Regions from separate parts of the Homo sapiens genome. Here region 2 is linked to region 1. A link is a contact called in ENCODE Hi-C data. All regions are on one chromosome and are shown on one strand. Each heading gives the region's core, a stretch centred on a gene start or an enhancer-like site at or near the end of the contact. The rest is flanking DNA. Distances are from core to core; before and after follow the strand shown.

Region 1 (6,314 bases), core at 1,783-4,282:
GAACAACATAAGAAGTGGAGCCAGCCTGACCTGGGTTTGAATCACAACTCTACCACTATCCCACGCCTGAGCCCATGAGGTCAAGGCTGCAGTGAGCTGTGATTGTGCCACTGCACTCCAGCTTGGGTGACAGAGCAAGACCCTGTCTCAAAAAAAAAAAAAAAAAATTGTGTGCTCCCAGACAAGTTAAACTCTTTGAGCCTTAGACTTCCCAATATATGAACAGACAGTTCACAACGTGAGGACTGAATTTGTTCGTGTTTGCAGAGGGACCTAGAACAGTGCTTCTACCGTGTCACATTATCTTTAAAACTCAATTTTCAAATACTATCGATAAAACAGTAAAATTCCATTTAATAATAAGGTCATAAGATGGTGATTTTAAAATGAAATAAATGCCTCTAGCTAAGTGGGATTCCAGGAAGCACAGTCTAAGAATGGAAGGGTAAAGTGGGCTTTGACGTCAGGTTGACACTGTAAACTCAAACTAGGACTGGAGCTGGAAGTCGGTTTATGCACTGATCAAGCCATTTATGATTCAAGCCAGCAAATACCATGAGAAGGGCTGGCCTGAGAAGGGATGAAGTGCTTGTGTGTGCATGTGTTTGCTGGAATGGGGGTGATTACACAACTGGAAATAGCTGATGAACTTAGATGAGTTATCAGCATGTAAACCTTGGCCTAACCCGAGTGTTTCTCTCTGTTCTTCAAAGAAGTCAATGAAGAAATAGGCCCTTTAAAGCCCTTTTTAGAGAATCAGGAAGATTGTTCACACGCAGATTTGGAACTTCCTGACTCAATGCTTCTCTTTTCAGCATTCCATACTTAACTTGAACTTTGCAACATTCTGAATTTTACAAATAATATATAGCTCTGCAATTTCCTGTGATTTCAATTCTATTAACGTTACTTAATAAAAGTGATCAGTCCGAGGCAGGCGGATCACGTGAGGTCGGGAGTTTGACACCAGCCTGACCGACATGGAGAAACCCCGTCTCTACTAAAAATACAAATACAAAATTAGCTGGGCGTGGTTGCGCATGCCTATAATCCCAGCTACTCGGGAGGCTGAGGCAGGAGAATCGCTTGAACCCGGGAGGCAGAGGCTGTGTCATAGTGAGCCGAGATCACCATTGCACTCCAGCCTGGGCAACAAGAGCAAAATTCCATCTCAAAGAAAAAAAAAAAAAACAGAGATAATAAAACTGATTCAAAAAAGGTAGGTAATGGCAGCTATTCTGGATGTTTTTGATGGTGAAAAGAAACATCTTGAAATTTCAATATAAGGAGTCCAGAGCATTATTATTTTCCTTAAATGTCTCCCAAACAAGAACCAAATAAATCAAAGCATTCTGCATTTAGCACTGATACATGGTTTTGCAAGCGAGGAAAAGGTTGCTGACTTTAATTTCTAGTTTTATAATATTTGCAAGGATTAACAACATTCCATTTGGTAAAACCTTGTGTTCCTTGGTTACTTTTCTTTGTATGTGTATGTGTACTTTTCTATGTATCTTTAAATAGTTTTTATTGAAACCTGCTAAGAAGGCCAAGATCTCTGGCAGTTTGCTCCACACGTGGGCAAATCCTGCCCGCAGTGGCTGTTGGTCTTGCTGTTGTGGGCTAGACAGCTATCCTGGCAATGTGTGCTACTGGCCAATCTGTAAACAGGGCAGCATGATTCTAACTGTTCCGGCTTTTCTGCCTGCCTTGGGGACATAGCAACAGGTGTACCTAATTGTGTTTAAATGTCTAAGACACACTTACAAGTGAGTGTGCAGGCGGTGAAGTGTTCAGATTACAATATTGGCCTTAGTTGCCTTTGAAGAGAAAAGTAGCCTCAAAAACAGGAGCATTTAACACCACCATTAAGGCCAAAGCAAGAGGGGCCTTTGGCCCAAGACCCACACTATGGAGAACTCTGCTTTGTGTTTTCCATTGCCAGTCCCTTTCCTACAGTGTAAGGAGTCCACAGAGCCAGCTGGATGTGACTTCTTGGAGCCTGTGCTTCCCTCCCTCCTCCCATACCACCTCTTCTTATCTGAGACCCTAGAATTCCCTGCCCCGTGGCTCTGAGTTCCCTTCCAGGCCCTGGCAGTTCTCTTCTCCAACTCTACCATTCAGAGGCATGAAGAGACAGCCAAAAAGGGGCAGCTGTTTGCAAAAGGTAGACAAAACTTGAAGACTGGGCTGAGGTGTCCACAAATCTGAGCACAAAGCTGTTCATAATATAAGATGGGGAGTGATGAAGCAGTCTAGGGCCAGAGGCTGGCGACACGGGCTGGCTATGTCTATGTCAATATTTTCTGGTATGGAACTCAGGGGAGACAGAATTTCAAATCCAAACTCAGCCTTCCAAGTTGTTATCAAGACATATTTGTCAAGGTAGGTGGATAGAACAGATTTTATTTATAGTCTGATTCATAACTTTTAAAATATTTAGACACATGGTATCCTGGGCCCTGTAAATTGCAGGGTTGGGCCAGGCAGCATATCCTTTATGCAAGTAAAACTATTGGGGAAATAGAACGAACCTTGCTCCTAATTTAACACTGGCTCCCCTTGAAAACACCTATATTATTTAATAGGAAAGCATAGCATTAATTTATTCTATCAGAGGACTATATCTTAATTTTGATTATACCACTTCTCTTTTCTGGAAATCATTAACTGGAGAGACAATCAGAGTGGCAGTGTAGAAACATGTTCCCTTTGTACTAAGAAAACCTTCACAACAAGCATCAATCAGGTTTGAAGTGCTTGTATTATCATCACATAAGGCCCATATTCTTGCAGAGAATCTCTAATTTTTATGACATTTTATGGTAGTATATTTTATACAAGGATGGTATAAAGAAAGAAAACAATTCCTGTGAGTTTAGGAATTTGCCTATCCCAAACAAGAGTTATTTATTTATCAGGGGGGCCAGCAACCACTATCTTCACCTGTGGTTGAGAGCAAAACCACCATAAAGACAGTGTCAAAGCCAAGAGCCACTTGGGCTAGGCACAGGATGACAGAGTGTGGCAAAGTGGCCAGTAGGTGGCACCGTCATGCTTACTCTATGCCAGGGAATCTTTTTCTCTGGTTGGGTCTGCCCAAATAGCTGCAGTGCTACCTGACAAACTCTTTACTAAACAAATAACTTAGCGGTGGACTTTGCTGAAGAGGACTGTGTGCTGAGATTTCTTTCCTGATGTCTACAGTGACCATTTTAGTCCTTGAAATATTTTAAAAAGTCTTCAACTTCTATTTTGGTTTATTTCCCCACTTCTAAGCTCTTTAGGGAAATTGCTGTCGTAAGCACCCACAAAAGTCCAACTTCATAGTATTTCTCTGAAATAGTATTGACAGGCACTTTCTAAGGAGAAGGTACACTTTTTGGTCTAGGAGTTTTTTGTTTTTTTTTTTTTTGCCCAGAGTAAAGAAATCTAATGTATCAATCATGAAATCCAAGAAGACGTCCTATCAATTGGTAGTCTGTCCTTTGTACTTCCTTCCTTGAGTATTTTTAGGGTACCTATTGCATGATTATGTTTAGATCACAGTTATAAGCAAATTTTCTCCATTCCCTGAAGAGGATGAGAGGAGAGGTTATAGCCCAGAGCCAGCAGGGAAGAAAGCCACGCATAGGAAGCTAATGAGCAGGGATCCCAGAGAGAAAGAACCGCAGCCCTGGGCTGCTGAGTCAACAGATTCCTTTCTCAAATCCAAGAAGAGAAATGAACAGAATGACAAACCAGGAACAAGGAAGAAAAAATGGGACACGGAGCCAATTCTCTGGAACTTTGGGGTCACTTCTATAATTTATTTTCAAGTTGTCAGAAATTGTGCTAATGTAGATGAGCAGATTTACAACTAAAACCAAACTACGACTTCTTTAAAAAAATGTTTGATTTAGGTCTGGTCTCAGGATGGGTGTACAGGAGCTGTAGGGTGTAATTTGTTCTTTTCCGGCAGATTTAGTTTTCCAAATGCAATTTGCTTAGACTAATATTCCATTTAGTTTTCATATTCTAAATATCTACTAACAAAAAGTGCAAGGGGAAAAGATGGCAAGCGTATTAAGAGGCATCCTGTAAGGCAGAGGAAAAAAAACTCTGAAACAAAGTAATAAAAACTTTTAAGCTAGGCACCTGGCTTGTGATTGTCAGAGAGAAAATGTGTGTCTATGTGTTTGTGTGTTTGGGGGAGTTGCACATAATCCCTATTTTGAAACTATAATAATTTATATGGTGAAAAACTGAAAGATAGATTAAGCCCATCCCATTTGACTATTTGAAGTGAGGCAGTCCTACTTTCTAAAGTTAGTTCTACCACTTGCTAGTTTTGATTTGGGGCAACTTTCAATTTCTCTTTTCCTCACTGGTGAAATAGGGATACTGAGACATCTTTTGCAAGGTTTCAATCAGTATCAAATAAGAATGTAAGACATCTAGAATAGGGATTGGCACAAGGCCTGCCCTCAATTGGAAAAATACTAATATAGTAAATAATAAGCTTCACTCTAAATAACAATCAACAGTATAATTTTTGACAAGTATTCCTTACATTTTCTAAGCCACTACTCTTCCATGATTGTTTTTTTTTTTCCTGCAAACTATCTCGACTTGTGATAATATTCTTTGCTTTTAAAATACTGTTGTAACAAGTCTATTGTTCAACAGGCACATTTAAAGTGTATTCCCTAGTCACACTAGCACAATGCTTGCTAAAATTTGTTTTTCTTTGGTTTGATTTTACTTTAAGCACCAATATTTGTTTACTATGAATGTAATTCTACTTCCACCAAATGGAATTCTTTCACTGAGCTTTTATCCCAAAAGCTTACATGTTCAATTATTATTGCTCTTCTTCAGTTTCTAGGTTTTGAAGATTTTTTTCCTTCCAAAAAAATTAACTGAGTATATCAATTTTGATGAATCCAAGACATTTTTCTTTTGATGTTAAATTGTTACAGGTTAAATTTTTCTCTATTACTGAAATATTATCTTTTCTATATTGATATTCGCAATTGAACACTTAAAGACTCTACTGGTTTCTCTTTATTTGAAAATGGCTAAAGAGGTGGCTTAGACATAATATTAAGTATAATTAAATTATGATTAAAAGAATTGATATATTTAATAGATTATTAAAAGGTTTGTAACAAAATCATTTTATGAAGCAATCAAAATTTCAAAGATTCAGTGAATATATTAATGGACTATGTATGTTTTAAAGAGATAAAGCAGAAAGATTCTAAACAGCCATAACATTTGAATAAAAGGACATTTTTCTGCTCAATTTGTCTGGTCAGAGTTGTATGGAAAGCTTTATGATTTTTAAAATTGTTTATTTAACAGGTATGTAAACAGATGCAACTCATTTATTTTATTTTATTCTTACTCTTAAAATTTCACCACTGCCAGAAAGCTTGTGGACAAATTTATAATATTTAAATGAAAATTTAAAAATTATATAAATTTTAGCAATAAATAAATTGTTTCCTTTTTATCATTTAGGCAAAAAAAAAAAACTCTAGAATTGCATATGCTTTAAATAATTTACTAGGCAGTATTAATGTAGTAGCATACTGACATTTACAGGAAAACTTCTTGGGACTGTGAAGCTGTTTCCAGCTTAGGGGAGTCCATTGTATAGCAGTCTTTATTTCAAAACACCAACAACATTTATAACATTGAAATGACAGCATTAAAGTCAATTTAAAAGTAATAGTTTGTATGCTTGTATATATCTTGTTTATATGTAAAACGGGTTGTTCTTTCCTGCCTGCCTGCTCAAATAATGTAAGTAATGTTAATTTTAAAACTCAGTAAAACTGAGTTCACATTATTGAAAAGATACATTCATTGTTCTTAAGTCACCTTAAAAGGAAAGTCTTTTTGCTTGCTTATGAAACTATTTAACTGACACCTTTTCCAAAGCAAGCACCTGTAAAGGCAAAACAAATACCCAGCAAAGTTTGTGACTATTTTGCAGGTTTGCCCTTGAAATTGTTCCTACTCCAATCCTACTCCAATCTGTAGCAGGTCATAAGCATGGCAGATTAACAGCAAGGACTTTGGTGCCAGACTGCGTGGTTTCAGAACCTGATTTCACAATTTAGTGGTTGTGTGACCTTGGGCAAGTTACTTTTTGGTTCTGTGTCTCATTTCTTCTTCTTTTTTTCTATTTTTATTATTTTTTTTTTTTGAGATGGAGTCCCGCTTTGTCGCCCAGGCTGGAGTGCAGTGGCGTGACCTTGTCTCACTGCAACCTCCACCTCCTGGGTTCAAGCAATTCTCCTGGTCTCAGCCTCCCGAGTAGCTGG
Region 2 (6,314 bases), core at 338-2,837, 1.1 Mb after region 1:
GCCAAGCGGATACCGGGGCAAACTAGCGTGGGGCTCAAGGAGGCACACAGAGCAGTGGTCTCAGTCCTCGAGACCACTCCTGCCAAGAGGAGGGCTGGAGAAGTCGGGAGAGGTGCCGGGAGCGGGGGAGAGGCGCGTAGGACAAGGCAGGAGGAGGGCGGCCCTTATCGGTTCCCTATAGGACTGGCTTCGCTGCCGGGGTCGGAGATTCCTCGGCGCGGAGCTAGGGGCGGGTCCGGAGGCGGAGGCGACAGCGCCCGGCGGGGTACGCGCGGCTGCGACCCCGTCACTCCCCCGCCGCCTCCGCCCCTAACCCTCGGCCCCGTGCGCGAGCGAGCGAGGGAGCGAACGCAGCGCAACAAAACAAACTAGTGCCGGCTTCCTGTTGTGCAACTCGCTCCTGAGTGAGTCGGGGGCCGAAAGGGTGCTGCGGCTGGGAAGCCCGGGCGCCGGGGACCTGCGCGCGCTGCCCGGCCTGGCCGGAGCCTGTAGCCCGGGGGCGCCACGGCCGGGCTCGCAGTCCCCCCACGCCGGCCCCCCGGTCCCCGCCGAGCCAGTGTCCTCACCCTGTGGTTTCCTTTCGCTTCTCGCCTCCCAAACACCTCCAGCAAGTCGGAGGGCGCGAACGCGGAGCCAGAAACCCTTCCCCAAAGTTTCTCCCGCCAGGTACCTAATTGAATCATCCATAGGATGACAAATCAGCCAGGGCCAAGATTTCCAGACACTTGAGTGACTTCCCGGTCCCCGAGGTGACTTGTCAGCTCCAGTGAGTAACTTGGAACTGTCGCTCGGGGCAAGGTGTGTGTCTAGGAGAGAGCCGGCGGCTCACTCACGCTTTCCAGAGAGCGACCCGGGCCGACTTCAAAATACACACAGGGTCATTTATAGGGACTGGAGCCGCGCGCAGGACAACGTCTCCGAGACTGAGACATTTTCCAAACAGTGCTGACATTTTGTCGGGCCCCATAAAAAATGTAAACGCGAGGTGACGAACCCGGCGGGGAGGGTTCGTGTCTGGCTGTGTCTGCGTCCTGGCGGCGTGGGAGGTTATAGTTCCAGACCTGGCGGCTGCGGATCGCCGGGCCGGTACCCGCGAGGAGTGTAGGTACCCTCAGCCCGACCACCTCCCGCAATCATGGGGACACCGGCTTGGATGAGACACAGGCGTGGAAAACAGCCTTCGTGAAACTCCACAAACACGTGGAACTTGAAAAGACAACTACAGCCCCGCGTGTGCGCGAGAGACCTCACGTCACCCCATCAGTTCCCACTTCGCCAAAGTTTCCCTTCAGTGGGGACTCCAGAGTGGTGCGCCCCATGCCCGTGCGTCCTGTAACGTGCCCTGATTGTGTACCCCTCTGCCCGCTCTACTTGAAATGAAAACACAAAAACTGTTCCGAATTAGCGCAACTTTAAAGCCCCGTTATCTGTCTTCTACACTGGGCGCTCTTAGGCCACTGACAGAAACATGGTTTGAACCCTAATTGTTGCTATCAGTCTCAGTCAGCGCAGGTCTCTCAGTGACCTGTGACGCCGGGAGTTGAGGTGCGCGTATCCTTAAACCCGCGCGAACGCCACCGGCTCAGCGTAGAAAACTATTTGTAATCCCTAGTTTGCGTCTCTGAGCTTTAACTCCCCCACACTCTCAAGCGCCCGGTTTCTCCTCGTCTCTCGCCTGCGAGCAAAGTTCCTATGGCATCCACTTACCAGGTAACCGGGATTTCCACAACAAAGCCCGGCGTGCGGGTCCCTTCCCCCGGCCGGCCAGCGCGAGTGACAGCGGGCGGCCGGCGCTGGCGAGGAGTAACTTGGGGCTCCAGCCCTTCAGAGCGCTCCGCGGGCTGTGCCTCCTTCGGAAATGAAAACCCCCATCCAAACGGGGGGACGGAGCGCGGAAACCCGGCCCAAGTGCCGTGTGTGCGCGCGCGTCTGCGAGGGCAGCGGCGGCAGGGGGAGGAGGAGGCAGAGGCGGGGTGGCTGGACCCTCGGCATCAGCTCATTCTCCCCTGCTACACACATACACACACAAATAATGTTTCTAAAAAGTTCAGTTGCGACTTTGTGCCTCGCCTGTCCTGTTCATCCTCGTCCTGGGCCGGGGAATGCTTCTGGGGGCCGACCCCGGGATGCTGGCTAATTGCTGCCGGCGGGTTCCGTCGCCGGTGTGACCCTGGACGGCGCGGACGGCGTACAGGGGGTCCCGGGAGGGGCAGTGGCCGCGGCACTCGCCGCCGGTGCCCGTGCGCGCCGCGCTCTGGGCTGCCCGGGCGGCGCAGTGTGGACGCGGCTGCAGGGAGAGGGGAAGGGGGAAGAGGGAGGGAGGAAGGCAGCCGGGCGAGGAGTGTGGATGTGTGTGCGGCCGCGAGGGCCGGCCTGTAGCCAGCTGCTTCCTGAGTGTGAGCGCCGGAGGGGGAGGGGGAAGAGTGGGGGCGGGCTCGCGGGTCACTAGGCTGGCCAATTCGAAGGCCGAGCTTGTGTCTCCCTCTTGACGCATTCACACACACACACACACACACACACACACACACACACACTCCCCGTGCGCCAGAAGTCGAGGAACTCCAGAACAGGGTAACAGCAGGGAGACACTTCGCCTTCTTCCTGGCCTTATTTGTTAAACTGACTTATTTTAACATGAAAAAGTGTTAGTGTTTAGACAGGATTTGATGTCAGGTCATAAAAAAATAAACAAACAACCAAAAAAATCCGGTAGTAATACGGAGAGAATAACACAGTGAAAAATGGCAAAAGGGTTGCTTTGAAATATCGGATCGGATGCACATGACAGCTTCGAAACTGGATAGGTGAAGCACTAAGGAAGGCTTTGGCATCCTTTCCAAGTATAGGCAGGGAAGAGAGGAAGGTGATGGAAGTGTTAGAAGGGTATAAAATTCTGAACACAGGCTGTTAAGAATGGAGGTATATTCCCTGCGTATGTTACGTCTATAAAGTGGCACTTTATCCTTATGAATTCAACATCCTCAGCCTCATACCCCACCTAAGCTCTGACTCGCCACCGCTTCTGCTTGTGTTGACCAGAGCCCTCAAAAGGTTGTTACAAGAAAGTCTGCTCCTAGTAGTTCATCACATGTATTGCCACAGATGCAAGGACTTCCATCTTGGGAATCTAGGTATGTAATGCACACAATATCCTCCAGGTAGGCCTTTCTGCAGTTGACAGTATTATTCACCATCATGAATGAAATGAGTGAGGATGCCACCAGACACTTAGAATTTCACAAGTCCTTATATTCTATTCTACTGTTACCACTCCAATATAAATTAGCAATCAGGTAGTAGATGCTTTGATCAAGACAGAAGTCCTCAAGGACACAAATGACTTACCCCAGAAAGCCAAAACTAAAAGACTATTGGCAGTTTTCATTTATCTAATTTCAGTGGGAATACTACTAGGCTTGGTCTGTATCCATGATATTAACATAACCAAAAGAAGCCTGGTTTCCACAGTACTTTTTCTTTTCTTTTCCTTCACCTTGGGACACAAACTCATCAGAATATTTGTCAGCAGAAGTAGGGGATGAAAAATAGTAAGAGGTCAGGATATGTCATTCTGTCAGTTTTCCAGTTTCTCTCTGTTCATCTCTTTTAAATACAAGTATTCAAGCCCAAGATGGCAATAGATGGGCTCAACCACACGTAAGAAAAGAAAATACTCATAAAATGAAGCATGCAGCAACATCACAAAAACAAAGAAACCAAGTGGTGGAAATTGCCATGACTATTCCATTGTGGCTAGTTATTGCAACATGCCTGACATTCACATAAAAACTCTTCCTCATTAACTCCAGCCTTAAGGAACAGAGCAAGATGGCAACACTAACCCTTCAATGCATCATGGGAACTTCTGTTCATCAGATTCTTGTGCTGTACAACTGCTTCCCAGGAGCAAGACAAGCCTGGGTGGAGACTGCAAAAAACCTTTCCAATGTCCCTCAAATATCATTTTAAATACAATGGTTTTGATGCATAGAATGGTATCCTAGGGGCTTGCAGAAGCTTCTAAAACTTCCCAAATGATGGGAACAGCTTAGCTGGAAGAGAAAAAAATATAGTGCTACACCCAACTTTAATCAATAGCTCATGGAAAAAAACACTGGGAAAGTTAGGAGTCATCAACCTGGAGATCCCCAAAATCTCTTCATTTATAAGAGCCCAAGAGTGGGAATGTCATTTTATTTAGGTGTGATTTTCATGAACCTCTAACATTCCTAAAATATTTACCACTGAAGAGGTATAGTGCTTTGGTTGAATTTTTTTCTTTTTTTTTTTTTCTGGCCAAGAATGTAGATCTGCAATGTTCTTATATTCCATGGGTTATAGTAAAAATGCAGTTGTTCTTGTACCAGTACAACCCTGGAATGACTCAGAATGAGATCTGTACCTCTTCTGGGCTGAATTGGTCAGCAGGGGTGAGGGAGGGTGGTAATGAGAGACAGTGAGAAAGGAAATCATGTAGTTCCAAAATGATACTCTCCCTTACCCATGAGCTCTCCATCGTGCTTAGGAATCATACTCTGGCAGCCCTTCAGCCAGATAGGTGGGAACTGCAGCCCAGTCAGTATCTTCCCTCTCTAGAGACCAGTGTTGTATGTGCCTCAACCGCTGACTCAGGGCAGCTGACTCAGCAGACAGGCCCCTGCTGCCAGCTCCAGTCCAGTTCTCATTCATCAGAGAAATATTCAGTGAGTACACACTCTGTCCAAGTATTGGGACTAAAGGAATTAACACTTGTAGGCATTGTATATGGGAGGATATTACAGAAAACTTTTTGCCCAGTGTCTTAGTTGTAGCAAACCCTCAAGAAATGGGGACTCTTTGCATATATTACCTCATCTAATTCTCAAATCAAATGTATGATGTGGCTATGAATAATCTCCTACTTAGAAGCAAAGAAGTTGAAGCTCAGTAAACAGTTAAAGAGAGTCAGAGACAGAGCCAAGTATGCCAGTTTAGAAGCCCCAAGTTCAATCAACATTACTGTACTACAGAATAATTGTGCATGCTCTTTGAATGTGTATAAAACATATTGCAGGTGTATAAAGTGCAAAGCATCTTGTGGTCAGTGTTAGATGAGCACAATGAAGTTTGTAGGGAGTGTGGAGGAGGCAGGAATAATTTCCTGCAATGTGACATGGAGTAGCTTGGCTGTTTGAGCTGGACTTCAAAGAATGAGTAGAGAAGTGATAAGCAAAGGAGACCATTTCAAGTATAGGAATCAGCATCAAAAGGGGCACAGAAGGCATAAGTCCTGCATAGCAAGCAGCTCACTCAAAGCTAGAGTACAAAATAGGAACATCCACTGTCTCACAGCAATGAAACTCTCCCGAAGGAACATCCTGACAGCAAAACTTCAGAACTGCTATTTGAGTCACCCTGAGTGCTCTGACAGTAAACCACTTACAAACTTGCAAAGAACTATGATCAGATTCCTCCTCCCACAAAGTGTCCGTGAAAAGAAACAAATTTGAACCCCAAAATACAGATAAGTTGAGCTAATAGCACCAGTGATAGTATGCCTAGCTATTAAAACACAGACACACACACACACACACACACGAGCTGGCAACAGTCCAGTTACGTAGAAATGCAGTGGAAAAAGTTAGTGTTTGCCAACTTTAAGGGGGGAACTAAATGTGTAAAATGGAAAATTTCCATTTTACTTTCCTGAGTAGTACAAATAGTGGAATGCAGCAAATTTCACATTATGTTATCAGTGTGTGATATACTAAGAAAACTTAAGCTGATTTTTCTACTAATTTGTCACAAGTATGTTCAGCCCAAACTCTTCGGCTCACATACATGTCAGTGATGTAATTTTTTAAAAAATTCTTATTTACACATATCGCATTCACAACATCATACCTCTTTTCCTTTCTAAAGTCAAAACTGTAAATCAGAGTCTAAAATGTGTCAGACCAAATGCAACTGACCAAAATTTCAAATATTTCACTCCATACAATATCTCTCAATCTTGTCTAATTGGTGAAATGTTTCTTCCTTTTTTATACAAACCAAGCTGAGATGTATCTAAAATTCAGAGAAAGGTTGATGATGTATTCCTTGACATATTACTTAGGTATATCTACAAAGAGCTTACCATAACAAACATAAATTCATAGATAAATACAATATTCCGCAGGCAGCCAGTTATTCTTTCACCATTTAACATCTATACTGGCCAACTATATGTGATGTTGTAAAATTAATTATCTAATCACAATGCCATCTTATCTATAACTACCTTCTATAAATGCCTCTTAATGACCATAACTTACTTTTCTTCATATGCCTTT

The links. Hi-C counts contacts between places; a loop is a spot of excess contacts on that map. Pooled maps may share reads with other maps.
Region 2: a loop to region 1 is called in a pooled map, with 3 times the contacts of the local background. The contact joins the promoter of GLIS3-AS2 here to the enhancer-like site in region 1. A Hi-C loop is called at or near these places in 2 of 37 single-sample maps with no recorded cell type and 8 of 50 pooled maps.

The regions. Positions count from the first base shown.
Region 1 is chr9:3,237,824-3,244,137 of GRCh38, forward strand. The region is part of intron 15 of RFX3 (regulatory factor X3); the gene reads right to left. Among named protein-coding and RNA genes, the nearest start is that of LINC01231, 59 kb to the left of the region's middle. Within about 2 kb of position 3,033, at least 2 of the 41 ENCODE cell types and tissues checked have a DNase peak (open chromatin) inside an H3K27ac peak, as active enhancers do.
Region 2 is chr9:4,297,714-4,304,027 of GRCh38, forward strand. It overlaps GLIS3-AS2 (GLIS3 antisense RNA 2), which reads left to right and starts at 1,588. Exons shown (of 4, transcript NR_186824.1): 1 at 1,588-1,710. It overlaps GLIS3 (GLIS family zinc finger 3), which reads right to left and starts at 2,355. Exons shown (of 11, transcript NM_001042413.2): 1 at 1,708-2,355.